Regions from separate parts of the Homo sapiens genome. Here region 2 is linked to region 1. A link is an interaction called in ENCODE POLR2A ChIA-PET data of the cell type or tissue named here. Cell type or tissue: PC-9. All regions are shown on one strand. Links, peaks and the distances in the headings refer to the core of each region. The heading gives the core; the rest is flanking DNA.

Region 1 (7,776 bases), core at 1,716-6,715:
GTTTTGGTTTGAAAGAGAGAAACCCACAGGCACAAGATTCCCATAGTTTTCCAGCATCACATGGCTGTACAGGTCCTGTTAAGTGTATTATTAGGTTATCTCCATTCGACCTGGGTGCAGGCCACAGCCACATCCCCAGATGTTAGTGATCCCTGGATTTGGGCCATCTGTCTCCTGAACTGTCTCCCAGATAAGAGCAGAGAACCCTGTGTATGCTAATAGTTATGGAGGCTAGAAATCCAAAATCAAGGTGTTAGAAGGGTTGATGTCTTTGGAGACTGGAGGTGGAATTCCTTCCTTGCCTCCCCCTAGCTTCTAGTGGTTGCTGTCAATCCTGGCTTTCCTTGGCTTGCAGCCGTATTGCTCCAATCTCTGCCTCTGTCATCACATGTCGTTTTCTCCATGTGTCTCTCTAAATCATTGATTTTATAGACTTTTCTTCTCTGAAATAAGCATTTAAAATTACGAATGTCCCTCTAGACATTGCTTTAACTGTATCCCACACATTTTTATATATTGTGTTATTTTCATTCTGTTCAAAATATTTTCTAATTTCCCTCATGCAGTTTCAACCTATACCTTAGTAAATCAGTGTTCAGCCAAAACTGAAGGTGACTACTGTTCAGATTTCTGAAGCTCTTTCTCTGTGTAGCTTCCTCCTTTCTGGTACTTTGTTTAAACATTCTAACTACCAGTCACCCTGAACTCCGTCTCCTCAATTTAGCAACTGCCCTGTTATGCTTGCCTTCTTCTTGCCTGTGCCACAGTCTGGAGCATGCCTCCAGCAGAAAGCCAAGGGATTCATAGAGCTCACCTGGTTTGTTTCCTTTCAGGGATCATAGTCCTGCACTGCCTGTTGTCCAGTGTCTAAAAACAGTTGCTTTATATATTTTGTCTAGTTTTCTAGTTATTCATGGTGGGAAGGCAAGCCCCATAGCAATTCCTTCTTCAAGAGCAGAAGTGGAAGTTGTATTGCATTTTTAAAAATTAAATAATATATCAGCTTAGAAAAAAGCACAGATAATTTTCATCTGTGTTGACCTCTTAAGTATGAGAAAATAGTTATGAGAAGAATGAAGGAAAATTGATATAAAGGTAAAAATAGTAGTTACTGATAAAACAATTTGATTTCAACAAAGTCTGTTCACTCAGTTAGCTGTTACCGAGATTCTTACTATTGGTGCCTGTGTGGAAGGATAAATAAAAATGAGGGGGTATTTCTGTATCTGTTGGTAGCTTGATTTTTTTTTCGTAGTTGGTATTCTTCATCTTTTTTTTTAAGGGAGTTCTATTTTCTGTGGCCTTCTAAATTGCCTCGTCTGGTGTTAGGTTGGTGCCAGTGCTGGCTTCCATAGTGCTCCTGACTCAATACTCTAGAAGCTTGCCTTTACCTTCCTTTTATCTTTGATTAGTTTCCACATTTAGTCCGTTGGACATTTAGTAAGTATTCCGTGGGAGTCAGATTGGCTTTGGCTGATTGTCAGTTGCTTTCGTTAGAGGTCTTTTCAGTTGTGTGTACATGCAGACATGATTATCCATATCTTCAGTGTTTTGATTCTATTGCATATTTTTTCTATGTAATTCTAACATATATTTTATGTTATAAGCCCAGGGCCAGGACTAGGGTAAGGAGAGAGGTGCCCAGAACACAGAATTTAAAGAGACACTCACTATGAAGGTCCTGTGAGCCAACCCTTTGCTGGAATGACTCTGAAAGTGAGCACCTCCTTAAATTTTGTGCCTGAGGCACCTCTCTTGCCTCACCCTAGTTCTGTTTCTATATAACCCTGACAATAGCTGGTAATAGACACCTATAGAGCCAGTACCTTAAAATGAACTCACATAATCACTTCCATTTAGAACAAGTTTTGACTTCATCTAAGAAAACAGAGGTGAGATACTATTTCAGAAAAATCAATGCCATACCTGAAATAATTAAAACAGTCCAAAGTTTATCCATCAGCAACATTAGCCAGAATTTTGGATCATATTATTTAGGTTACCCATAGCATGTCACTGTTGTACTTAGGTTCCATTATTTCTTATCATGACATGACTTGTCATTAGGAAGTTCTTTCTAGCAGAATTGCTCTCGTGGTTAAAATTTTTGGTAATCTTGACTACCACTCTGGCTGATACTATGATATGCAAAACCATTTGACTTTGGCAAATGATTGGTTAAAGAATGAATGTGCCTATTAACTGCATGAGGTTCAGAGTACTCAGTCTGTGTTGCTGCCAGTTTGCTGGGGAAACTGTTCTTCTGGTCCCACAGTTCTCACATTGCTACCTGTTCTTCTGGTCCCACAGTTCTCACATTGTCCCTGAGAAATACCTTGGAGGTGAGTGGGAGGTCATCAGGTATTGGGACTCTGCCCTCTTCCTCCCAACTTGCCACTTCCCTGCATATGCTTCCACCAGAATACCTCTTTTTTTGTTTTTGTTTTTGTTTTTGTTTTCCTGTTTATGAAGTGACATTCTGTGTAAAAGGTCTCCATGGCAGGAACTCATTGAGAAGGAGAACAATTAATGAATGTGGAGCAGTATTTCTAGAACCTAAAATATCCGAAGACAAAAAACACTCTCTTTCACTTCCTTTGTTCCACTCACTAGATGGCTTTCTCACCCTCTTAAAAACTCGTCTTCAAAATAACCTCAAATGTTGGTTCTCAGGGCTCTTTATGGAGCAGTAGTCTCTGTTTTTATTTCATCTGAAAATGTTTTCATTCTTTGTTTTTAGATGCCAGTGAGAGCAGGTGCCAGCAGGGGAAGACACAATTTGGAGTTGGCCTGAGATCTGGGGGAGAAAATCACCTCTGGCTTCTTGAAGGAACCCCCTCTCTCCAGTCATGTTGGGCTGCCTGCTGCCAGGACTCTGCCTGCCATGTCTTTTGGTGGCTAGAAGGGATGTGCATTCAGGCAGACTGCAGCAGGCCCCAGAGCTGCCGGGCTTTTAGGACACACTCCTCCAATTCCATGCTGGTGTTTTTAAAAAAATTCCAAACTGCAGATGATTTGGGCTTTCTACCTGAAGATGATGTACCACATCTTCTGGGGCTAGGTTGGAACTGGGCATCTTGGAGGCAGAGCCCACCCAGAGCTGCACTCAGACCTGCTGTATCTTCCAGTGACCAGCAGAGCTTAATCAGGAAGCTTCAGAAGAGAGGTAGTCCCAGTGACGTAGTTACACCTATAGTGACACAGCATTCTAAAGTGAATGACTCCAACGAATTAGGTGGTCTGACTACCAGTGGCTCTGCAGAGGTAAGCATGCTATGAATAAGGAGCAGAGAAATGGTTAAATCTGCTCTTACATTTGGTATATATGAGCAATGAAGCTGATGCTTGCGGGCAGTGCTCATAGGCTGAGGAGTGTATATATAAAGCTGCTTGGTGTCAGCTTCTTTGGTGCTGCCCAGATGTACAAAGGGTAATTTGACCCTAGAGATGTTCATGCTATGTAGGTCTGACCATTGTTTTGGTAAATGCAGAAAGCTGCTCATTATCTAGTCTAAGCTGGTTCTTGGCTACAGGTAAGTACAGTTGTATGGCTGTTAGTATTCACCAACCATTCTGCAGTATTTTCTGCCAAATTGCAAAACAGTTGATTGATGTGGTTACAGTCAAGTTCTCCTCCATCTCTCGCCTGTAAACACATTCTTTATGAGGTAGTTTCTATTCCAGTCAGAATTAACCATGCTTGGTACTACAGATTAAGATCTGACCTGCTGGGCTGTGGAGCAGGATGTGGCCATTAGCCAAGAGGTCTCTGGAGTGAATTCTCACCAAGCTGTATATGCCAAGGGAGATACCACCAGTAGAGTTTATTCTGCTTATTATGTTTCTTCATTGTTGATCTCCTTGGGGAAATGATTAAAAGGAATGACTCACTCTCTGCTCAGTCTTCCTTGATTGCTGTGACTTATTTTTGTATTTGTTTTGTCCTAGTTGTCTCTATCAAGTTGAAGCCAGAGTGGGCTATGACATGCCAAGCGCTCTGTGTACTAATTGTTGCACTGTATCATTTTGTTTAATTTTCATAGCAATATTTCCAAGTAGGCATTATTAGCCCTGTTTACCTGGTGAGAAAACTGAGGCCCAGAGAGGTTAAACAGTTTGCCAGTGATCATGCAGCATAGCTAGAATTGGAACCCAGATTTAATATTAAGAAAAAAACTTTTTAGTGCAGTATTAGAGAACAATCCTAGATTTAATATGCCCATAAACATTTATGGCTACCTACTGTCAATGTCAGGCACTTTTCTAAGCCTTAGAGATACAAAGGTGAATAAGAATGGTTCATTCCCTCAGGGAGTTTATAATCTAGTGGAGACTGATACATGAAGATAGGTATTTACAGTGGTGTATAATTATTGCATTAACATACTTATGTACACAATGCAGTAAGAACACAAGAAGTGATTCACTTCAGCAGGCAAGTGGTGTGTATGTGCAGGTAAGACTTCTCCGAGATGTTTAACATTTCTTGAAGGATGTGTAGGATTGTACTGGGGTGGGGTTAATGGTGGTAAAAAAACATTCTGGACAGAGCCACAGTGTATGTAAAGGCTCGGTCATAGTCATTGTGTATTTACTTGCGAGGTACTATACTAAGCTGGATACTGGGAATATTACAATAAATAAGATGAATATCATTTCTGCCTTAACAAGGCTTATACTCTGGCAAGGAATATTACATTTCTAATAATTAAATTATTATAATAATTATAAGCTTGATGTGGGTAATGAGAGGGTAAATACAGAGTGCCGTGAAAGCATCCAACAGGCACCTAATACAAACTAAGGTGTCAGGTTAGGCCACTTTAAAGAAAGAAAGTTTAAGCTGATATTTGAAGTAGGAATTCGGAAAAGAAACAGGGAAAAAGAGTATTTCAGGCAGAGGAAATAACAATTTCAAAGTGTGTTAGGTGCCCTAGAATATGGCGAGCTCAAGAAATTGGGAGAGACTGGTGTTGCTGGGCAAACGGAGAAAGAGAGCTGGTGGTGAAAGAGAAGTCTTGAGAGGTATGCAGAACCTTGAGGCCTTATTAAAATACTGGTTTTTATCTGAAGATCAGTGGGAAACCATTAGGGAGTTTTAAGTAGGGAATGACATAATCAGATAGTGGCTATGTGGTGAGTAGACTGGAAAGGGCGAGAATATACAGTTGACCCTTGAACAGTGTAGGGGTTAGGAATGTCAACCCTTTGTGCAGTTGGAAATTTGCATAAACTTCAGAATCCCCCAGAATGTAGCTACTAAAAGCCTGCTGTTGACTGGAAGCCTTACCAATAAGATAAACAGTCGATTAACACATATTATGTATGTCATATGCATTATATACTGTATTCTTAAACTAGATAAAATGTTAAGAAAATTGGCTGGGTGTGATGGCTTATGCCTGTAATCCCAGCACTTTGGGAGGCCAAGGCGGGCGGATCACAAGGTCAGGAGATCGAGACCATTCTGGATAACACGGTGAAACCTTGTCTCTACTAAAAATACAAAAAGTTAGCCGGGCGTGGTGGCAGGCGCCTGTAGTCCCAGCTACTCGGGAGGCTGAGGGAGGAGAATGTCGTGAACCTGGGAGGTGGAGCTTGCAGTGAGCGAAGATTGCGCCACTGCACTCCAGCCTGGGCAACAGAGTAAGACTCTGTCTCAAAAAAAAAAAGGGAAGAAAATCATAAGGGGCTGGGCACGGCAGCTTATGCCTGTAATGTCAGCACTGGGGTAGGCTGAGGCAGGTGTATCAATTGAGGTCAGGAGTTCAAGACCAGCCTGGCCAACATGGTGAAACCCCGCCTCTACTAAAAATACAAAAATTAGCGAGGTGAGGTGGTGCACACCTGTAATCCCAGCTACTTGGGAGGCTGAGGCATGAGAATCGCTTGAACCCAGGAGGTGGAAGTTGCAGTGAGCCGAGATTGCACCACTGCACTCCAGCCTGGGCGACACAGCAAGACTCTGTCTCAAAAAAAAAAAAAAAAGAAAATCACAAGGGAAAATATACTTAGTATTCATTAAGTGGAAGTGGATCATCTTATAGGCATCCTTATTGTCTTCACGTTGAGTAGGCTGAGGAAGAGGAGTAGTTGGTCTTGCTGTCTCAGGCGGCAGAGGCACGAGAAAATTCACATATAAATGAACCTGCGCAGTTCAAGCCTGTGTTGTTTAAGGGCCAACTGTATATGGCCTGGTAAAATAGGAGGCTTTTCAGGCAAGAGAACCATTGTACTAAAAAAGGAGATTAAAGACAGGAAAAGGGATAAATAATGAATAATCCCTTAGAGCTGTGGTTCTCAAACTTTAGCATGCATCAGACTCACTTGAAGGCCTTGTTAAAAATAAATTGGTCTTTGTTTCTTGCTCTGAAGAGATGGAAATAAAAAAGATTGCCGGGCCCCAACTCCATAGTTTCTGACTCGGTAGGTCTGGAGTATGTTCTGAGAATTTGCATTTCCAGAAAGTTCCTGGAGTGTGCCAATGCTGCTGCCCAGGGACCAGAACCACTGCCTTATAGGGCAGGAAGGTTAGAATACTGAGCACAGAGTACAGTATTAGTCTTAAGCAGGATACTTCCTTCATTGTGACAGAGAGAAAGGATTGGGTAGGACACAGCTAGGGTGGGTTTATATACTGGGTAGAAGGAAATTGTTGTAGTTCTCATCTCTTTCTTGTTTTTTCTTAAGTGTGATAGATCATTTATGGATAGTAGAAACAGAGGTAGAGGTAGATGGGATTGGGGGGAGTGGGTAATAGACAGGAAAATCAGAGGTTTAGAGAGTGGGGTAAAGGTCTAAAATAGCCATCGTGAAGGATAGAAGATGGCAAACTAGGTAAGAAAATAGAAATATTGCTGGGTAGCCTTGAAGATGGAGATCATGCATTTATAACAGTGGTACTGATCTTTAAGTTGTGTGATTCTCCTCAGTAGCTCTCAGCAACTCTGTCAAGAAAAGCCTGATAATTTGATTCATCCAAGATAGGAACTTTGCTAGGTAGTTTGTACAGAAGGAAAATGAGGTATGGAAATCGAGGTTGTTGTAAAAAGAGTGATGAGAGATAGTATGAGAAAGTATAAAAAGAGGCAAAGATAGCAAGGCGCTACAGAAGTAGACAAGTTTGGCATTTAGTGGTTACCATGATGGGAAGCAGATGTCAGAGGAATGGGTAATTGTGAGTGCTGGAAGGATAGGAGGCGGTGGTCAGAGTATGTAATATTTGAATTTAAGATTTTGGAGGTGGTAAAGTTCTGATGGCAGAATCTAGGGTGAGCTGTGGAAGAGGGTTGCTGGGGTAGAGTGGAGAAGAAGTTTATTGGAGGCAAGGAGCTCAAAGAACCCAGCAAGCTCAAAGAACGTGTTAAATGAGTTACCCATGTGGACACTGAGGTAGTCTTTAATGATGGTGATGGTGATGATGATGATGATGATGATGATGATGATGATGATGACAGCAGCAATAACTGATGTTTACTGAGCATTTACTATATGCCAGGTACCATTCAGAACCCTTTACGTGTATTAACTCTTAATCTATACAGCAAATCTTGTGAATTACTATTACTGTTCCTGTTTTTTTTTTCTTTTTTTTTTTTTCTTGAGACAGAGTCTCACTGTGTCACCAGGCTGGAGTGCAGTGGTGCGATCTTGGCTCACTGCAACCTCTGCCTCTGGGTTCAAGTGATTTTACTACCTCAGCCTCCAGAGTAGCTGGTACCACAGGGGTGTGGCACACCCAGCGACTTTTTTTGTATTTTTAGTAGAGATGGCATT
Region 2 (7,776 bases), core at 1,784-6,783, 480 kb after region 1:
AGTTCAAGACCAGCCTGGCCAACACGGTGAAACCACAACTCTACTAAAAATACAAAAAAATTAGCCAGGCTTCGTGGCACATGCCTGTGATCTCAGCTACTGGGGAGGCTGAGGCAGGAGAATCACTTGAACCCAGGAGGCGGAGGCTGCAGTGAACAGAGATTGCTCCACTGCACTCCAGCCTGGGCAACAGAGCAATATTCCATCTGAAAAAAAAAAAATACAAAATCACAGTCTTAGGTAAGTGCTTTAAAATTGTGTGAGGTGCATTGGGAGCATAGGGGAAGGAGCCCTAAATCTATATGGGAAGGAGAGGAAGGTTTCACATAGCAGGTAGCAATTGTATTATAAAAATTGACTAAGAGTTTCAGACAGAGAAAATATAGCAGAGAAAATAGCCACGTCATGGAGGGGTGAGAGAATGTGGTGTGTTTAATAGTTGAGTATCAACAATAAAGTGGGAAAAGATAATAGATTTAAAAATGGTTAGGTAGGATTGATCAAATTTAGAGATTGTTTATGGGTGTGAAGGTCAAAGAGGAGTCCAAGGATACTTACAGGTTTTGGGGTTTATGGTGATACCATTTACTGAGGGGTTAGAACAGGATTTTGGAGGAAGTACTAAGTGCAGTTTGAGGTCTGTTGTGTTTAAAGGGCTTGTGGGACATTCAAGTGGTAAACTGCACAAGGAGGCATTTGCACATAAAAATCTGGGATTTGAGATTAGAAAGTTATCTACTTGGAGATGTAGGGCTTCCAGATAAAATACAGGATGCCAGGTTAAATTTGACTATCAAATAAACAATGGTGATTTTTACTATAAGTGTATTGCTTGCAATACTTGGAACATAATTATTCTAAAATAGCACTATTTCAGCTATAGCTAAAAAGAAGGTTTCCTTTTCCTGTAAGATAGCAGGACAGTTTGCTGAGCAATTTGTAGGTAAGGTGGAGGGGGCTGAGGGATGTTGAGGGAGTTCTTAGTTACTTGTTTTTACCTGGTGCAATTGAAACATCAATGAGCAGGAAAGATGTGGAGTTGGGACTCGTGAGCTATGAAGGTTTAGAAAAATTACTTTGTGAGGTAAAAGAAACTGGTCAGGGAAATATAACAGAAATACTAGAAAAATTTTAGAAATTGAGTTGATAAGGCAAAGAAATTTTTATTGAATCTGGCCGGGCGCGGTGGCTCATGCCTATAATCCCAGCACTTTGGGAGGCCGAGACGGGCAGATCACGAGGTCAGGAGATCGAGACCATCCTGGCTAACACGGTGAAACCCCGTCTCTACTAAAAATACAAAAAAATTAGCCAGGCATGGTGGTGGGCGCCTGTAGTCCCAGCTACTCCGGAGGCTGAGGCAGGAGAATGTCGTGAACCTGGGAGGCGGAGCTTGTAGTGAGCCGAGATCGTCCACTGCATTCCAGCATGGGTGACAGAGCGAGATTCTGTCTCCAAAAAAAAAAAAAAAATTTTATTGAATCTTAAACACTCATTTTGGTAATTTGAAGATGTATATAATATTTTTAATGTCCTCTTCATTTTGCAAGTGTCAATAAATATTGTTATTTAAGTATAATGTTTAAGAACATGCACTTTGGATTGAATAGACTTAGATTCCTTCATTTAGCAAGTATTTATTAAATGCCAGTTATGAAACTAATAAATAAGTATGAGAACTAGCATTTTGGCCAGGTGCAGTGGCTCACGCCTGTACTCCCAGCACTCTGGGAGGCCAAGGCGGGCAGATCACCTGAGGTCAGGAGTTCGAGACCAGCCTGACCAACATGGAGAAACCCCGTCTCTACTAAAAATACAAAATTAGCCAGGCGTGGTGGCGCATGCCTGTAATCCCAGCTACTGGGGAGGCCGAGGGAGGAGAATCGATTGAACCCTGGAGGTGGAGGTTGTGGTGAGCTGAGATCCGCCATTGCACTCCAGCCTGGGCAACAAGAGCGAAACTCCATCTCAAAAGAAAAAAAAAAAGAACTAGCATTTTGTGTACATATCGTGCTTGCTTTTGACTAACTGTAAGATGTCATTCTGTATACCTTATTTATATTAAGTCATTTGCCCCCTCCCTCCCCGTTGGCCCTATGGGTTAGGTAATATTATCTTTATTTTACAGATAAAGAAATTGAAACTAAGAAAGATTAAATAGCTTGTTTAGGAGTCAAGATCATATCTGTTTCTGTCTGCTGTTAGAACCTATAGTCATTACTGTTATGTTGACTGTGTTGGGCGATTGGGTATACAGGGGTGAGAAAAACAGGTATTGTCCATAATGGATGTGATCTTTTTAGTCTAATGTGTGTGTAGGGGGAAGGATGAATGTTAAGCATTAATCAAATTATCCAAATAAGCAATGAAATGATTTACTATGGTAACTGCTGTGAGAGAAAGGAGATGGGAGAGACTACTGCAACAGGGGAACTTAATTTCAGTTGGACCAGAGTTTGAATTCATTGTAGTAATTACTTTATATTTTCACATCTATGACAGTGCTATCTTGGGTTTTAGAACAGAGAGACTGGCTGGGTGCGGTGGCTCATGCCTGTAATCCCAGCACTTTGGGAGGTGGAGGTGGGTGGGTCACCTGAGGTCAGGAGTTCAAGACCAGCCTGACCAACATGGTGAAACTCTGTCTCTACTAAAAATACAAAAATTAGCTGGGCATGGTGGTGAGTGCCTGTAATCCCAGCTACCCAGGAGGCTGAGGATCACTTGAACCCGGGAGGGAGAGGTTGCAGTGAGCCGAGATGGCACCATTGCACTCCAGCCTGGGCTACAGAGCGAGACTCCGTCTCAAAAAGAAAAAAAAAACAAAACAGAGAGACTGGGTTTGATTCCCATCTGTGCACGTAGTCTCTTTGTGACCTTGGGCAAGTTGCTGAACATCTCTTAGCTTCACTTTCCTCATCTATAAAGAAGGCATATCTTATAGAGAGCACCTCTTTGGGTGCTCATAATACATATCATGGGAAGTGGTGAATTAATGCAATGGTTCCTAGTTTTTGGCATTTAATAGTCTAAAGAAATTTCTAAAGTAACTTTGGAACTAACATAGCTACTCATTTATTTTGCTATGTGTGGAGAGATTAAAAATACAACTGCCATTTATTACCATCATTGATTCAGAAAAGTAAGACTTTTTAAAAAACTTCCTGTTTTGAAATATGTAAGGGTATTTTAACATTAAAAAAAAGGATGGTTGCAATTTCAGAATAAAGATAGGCATTTACATTTTAAAAATGTTTCATGATTACATTTTGTTTTAAAACGTTTTAAAGAATGTGGTAAGAATAAATAGGATTTTGTCTGTGATGATTTTATGTATAATGAGCAGATTGCATTGACACTCTTGTATCTTTTCTGCCATTAACAGAAAAGGCAGCTTGTAAATCTAAAATGATTGAAATCCAAACTCTAAATCATTCAGATTTAACTTTTCTTTTTTTCTTTTTCTTTTTTTTTTTGAGGCAGAGGCTCGCTCTGTTGCCCAGGCTGGAGTGCAGTGGCACAATCTTGGCTTACTGCAGCCTCCTCCTCCCGGGTTCAAGTGATTCTCCTGCCTCAGCCTCCTGGGTAGCTGGGACTATAGGTGTGAGCCACCACGCCCAGCCAGATTTAATTTCATTTATTGCTCCTTTTTGCCGGGTGCAGTGGCTCACACCTGTAATCCCAGCACTTTGGGAGGCCAAAGTGGGCGGATCACCTGAGGTCAGGAGTTCCAGACCAGCCTGGCTAACATAGCAAAACCCCTTCTCTACTGGAAAAAAACACAAAAATTCGCCGGGTGTGGTAGCGCAAGCCTGTATTCCCAGCTACTTGGGAGGCTGAGGCAGGAGAATCGCTTGAACCTGGGTGTTGGAGGTTGCAGTAAGCCAAGATCACGCCATTGCACTCCAGCCTGGGTGACAGAATGAAACTCCAGCCTGGGTGACAGAATGAGACTCCATGTCAAAAAAAAAAAAAAATTTTTTTTTTCATTTATTACCCCCTTTTAAACACACTACCTAAAAAATAGGTAGTGCTCAGCATTTGGAATAGCTATGTATTACTCCCATATATCAAAATTTCATTTGAAAAGTAGATAAAAGTATTTTAAAAGATTCTCTAATTCTGAAAGATTGTCTTTGTAAAGATTAGTGTAATAACTTGTAAATTTTGACTTTTGAGGTGCTTGTGAAGGTATTTATGATTAGACTGTTTAAGAGATGAATAGGGCCGGGTGTGGTGGCTCACGCCTGTAATCCCAGCACTTTGGGAGGCTGAGGTGGGTAGATCACAAGGTCAGGAGTTCGAGACCAGCCTGGCCAATGTGGTGAAACCCTGTCTCTACTAAAAATACAAAAAATAGTTGGGTGTGGTAGCACATACCTGTAGTCCCAGCTACTCGGGTGGCTGAGGCAGAAGAATCGCTTGAACCTGGGAGGCAGAGGTTGCAACGAGCTGAGATCGCGCCACTGCACTTCAGCCTGGGCACCCAAGTGAGACTCCATCTCAAAAAAAAAAAAAAAAAAAAAAGGAGATGAATAGGATAGAATAATTTTTTTTTGCTTGAATTTCTAGTTTACTTACATACATTGTATTCATTGCTCTTTTCTCTTTTCTTTTTTTTTTTAAAGGAGTATGGATGTGTCCAACAGCCAAAAACTCAAGAAAGTAAATTGAAAATTGGTGGTGTGTCTTCAGTTAATGAGAGACCTATTGGTAAGAAATGGAACTGTATAAGTTAGTTACAATTAATTTGCTTATTCTGACTTTTAAAATTGAGGGAAAGCATCTTTTCATGTATGTCTTTCTCTTTCTTTAGAGCTGTGTTTTTTCAAACTGTGAGTAGCTGGTTTTCAGCAGCGTTTTAAAAAATAGAGTAAGATTATATCAGAATATGATATGTGTAGTAAGGAAACATATTGTTTCATAAAACTTCTGTTTCAGTGATTAAATTGTACATACATCCCCACGTTTACAAACATATGTATGTGAGAACTGGGTTATAATATTAAATGTATTTCTTGCGTTGAGTAATGGTTAAAAAAAAATTGAAACCTCTGTTTTAGAGCTCTTATTGCCTCATTAACTGGATTTCAAGATTGGGAATTTGTCCTGAAAAAGAGAGACTGGGCTGGGTTTAGTGGCTAACACCTGTAATCTCAGCAACTTGGGAGGCTGAGGCAGGAGGATCGCTTGAGCTCAGGTGTTTGAGACCAGTCTGGGCAACATACCTTATCTTTGCTAAAAATTAAAAAAAAATTAGCTGGGTGTGGTGGCATGTGCCTGTAGTCCTAGCTACTCAAGAGGCTGAGGCGGGAGGACTGGTTAATCCTGGGAGTTTGAGGCTTCAGTGAGCCTTGATTGCACCACTGCACTCCAGCCTGGGTGACAGTGAGACCGTGTCTCAGAAAAAGAAAAAAGAGAGAGAGAGAGAGAGACTGAGACTGTATATGCATTAGTATTGATACTAAAACTTTTTTTATTTTGTTTTGATAGCCCAGCAGTTGAACCCAGGCTTTCAGCTTTCTTTTGCATCATCTGGCCCAAGTGTGTTGCTTCCTTCAGTTCCAGCTGTTGCTATTAAGGTTTTTTGTTCTGGTTGTAAAAAAATGCTTTATAAGGGCCAAACTGCATATCATAAGACAGGATCTACTCAGCTCTTCTGCTCCACACGATGCATCACCAGACATTCTTCACCTGCCTGCCTGCCACCTCCTCCCAAGAAAACCTGCACAAACTGCTCGAAGTATAAAATTCTTAACATCCCTTTTTACTTTACCTTTTTTTTAGTGTGTATATTGTTTAGTTCAAACATACTGTTGATACTTTAAATCTCTTCAGCATGTATCTGTAGAAATAACTTTTTAGTTAATGGAAGAATTCACCAATTTTAAAGTTTTGCAACATTAAATAAGTGACTTGGTGTTAGAATATTGCCTAAACCAGTTTTCTATCACTTTAAATTTTACTATGGAAAGAAATAACAAATGACATGTGGGAATTGCAGGACTATCCTGTAATTGTAGACACCCACCATTTAAATTTATTTAACAGTTATCTTGAAAGCTATTGGGTATAGCATAAAATAATATCACTCTTTTAATAGTATACAAAAGCTATTTAATTCTTTAAAAAGTAAAAACTCTACATGGTCGCAAAAATGTGTTTATTTCTAATGTCCTTGTGGGGTCATTGTTGCTTTACAATAATGCTTAGATGCAGAGAGAGGAAAAAACAGCAACAAAGTCACATAAATCTTTCCCTGACTTAGTACATTTGAAGGATTTGGCATATTTTGCCTATTTCTGTGGTAGTGTAATTTGAGGAATACAGTGTGTTGTTAATAGTCACTACAGGCAAAAAACAGTAAGAGCTTGCTTTTAAATTGTGGCTCTGTCATTTATCTCTGTGACTTCGGGCTAGATGTTTAACTTTCTAAGCCTCCATTTCTCATCAGTAAATAATAGTTGCTTCCTAGGACTTTAATGAGACAGTGTTAGCAAATGGCCTAGCACATAGCAAGTACTTAAAAAATGGAATCCTGTTATTATTAATAATAAAAATTATATCGTGCGATTATTTATAATTAACATAAATAAATATAATAAATATATGTGTATATAATACATATTACTATGTATACTTAACATATCACTTGTAGGCCCCTATTTTGTCTTTGGCTGTGTTTATCTGCTTTGTGTCTTGACTTAAACTATTTAAAAGTAGATCCTGCTATATGGAAATTTCCAAGTAAAGAGGAGAGAGGATTTTTTTTTTTCTTTGTTGCCCATGGTAGAGTGATCACAGCTCACTGCAGCCTTGAACTCCCCGGGCTCAGATGATCCTCCCACCTCAGCCTTTCAAATAGCTGGGACCACAGGCGCATACCACCATGCCCGACTAATTTTTGTATTTTTTTGTAGAGATGGTTTTGCTATGTTGCCCAGGCTGGTCTCAAACTCCTGGGCTCAAGCAATTAGCCTGCCTCAGCCTCCTAAAGTGCTGGGACTATTGGTGTGAGCCATCACATGTGGCCAGGAGAGAGGAATTTTAAAATATTTATATACTCTAAATTAGTTTGTTGCAAAATACCATTCTAATTAATGCTTTTATGTCATTCTCATGAAACTAATCTGAAAGAGTAAACTTAGTTTTCTATTTTTAGATATTGTTTCAACATACCAAATACCAAAATAAAATTAAATAATTTTAAAGAACATAACACAACTTATACATCCAAATGCCTATTGTTTTCTTAAAAGTAGTCACCCCCGTCAGTGACTTTTTAGCATAAGGTTAGGAGACAGATTCTTATCTTTTCAGCATGCATTTGATTTTTACAAATTTTCAAAGGCTGCTTGATACCTTAATCAGGCCAATATATTAGCTAATTAAATTAAGTCATACTGTTAAAACATGATATTTATAAAATTAAAAGTTAAAAAATAGTCTAAGGGTTTATCTTAAGTTTTATCTTAAAAAAATTAGAAAAATGTTTTGAGCTATGTTATTGTTGGAAGGTGTGGTTTTTCTACGGTAAATGTTACGATATAACACTCATTTGCATGTGTAAGGTTCAGAGTACACTTATAATTTATGTGCACAGATTTTCATTATAAAGTCATTCTCTTTGATTTACATATTTTTACTTGCTATTTTTGTACTTATTATGCCACTGGCAGATTCACCTTATTAAGTGAAACTCTTTATTGCTCTGTTTTCAGTAGAAAAATCACTTTTCAAAATTAATACTTCATCTGTGTATAAGCATATTCTTTT

The links. Peaks named below come from ENCODE experiments on the same cell type or tissue, not always from the same donor. Only the 100,000 strongest peaks of a DNase experiment are listed, where the experiment ranks them.
Region 2: POLR2A ChIA-PET joins it to region 1 with 10 read pairs; 2 of 35 experiments call an interaction of 5 or more read pairs at or near these places.

What each region holds. Positions count from the first base shown.
Region 1 is chr1:35,502,100-35,509,875 of GRCh38, reverse strand. It overlaps KIAA0319L (KIAA0319 like), which reads left to right. Exons shown (of 21, transcript NM_024874.5): 3 at 2,741-3,264. Among named protein-coding and RNA genes, the nearest start is that of KIAA0319L, 51 kb to the left of the region's middle. RefSeq lists an enhancer at 2,611-2,660. In PC-9, for the core only: no CTCF peak of the experiment used is centred there; DNase peaks (open chromatin) are centred at 1,755, 2,185, 3,725 and 4,375; H3K27ac peaks cover 2,957 bases.
Region 2 is chr1:35,017,320-35,025,095 of GRCh38, reverse strand. It overlaps ZMYM6 (zinc finger MYM-type containing 6), which reads left to right. Exons shown (of 16, transcript NM_007167.4): 3 at 4,629-4,713; 4 at 5,494-5,743. Among named protein-coding and RNA genes, the nearest start is that of ZMYM6, 11 kb to the left of the region's middle. In PC-9, for the core only: no CTCF peak of the experiment used is centred there; no DNase peak of the experiment used is centred there.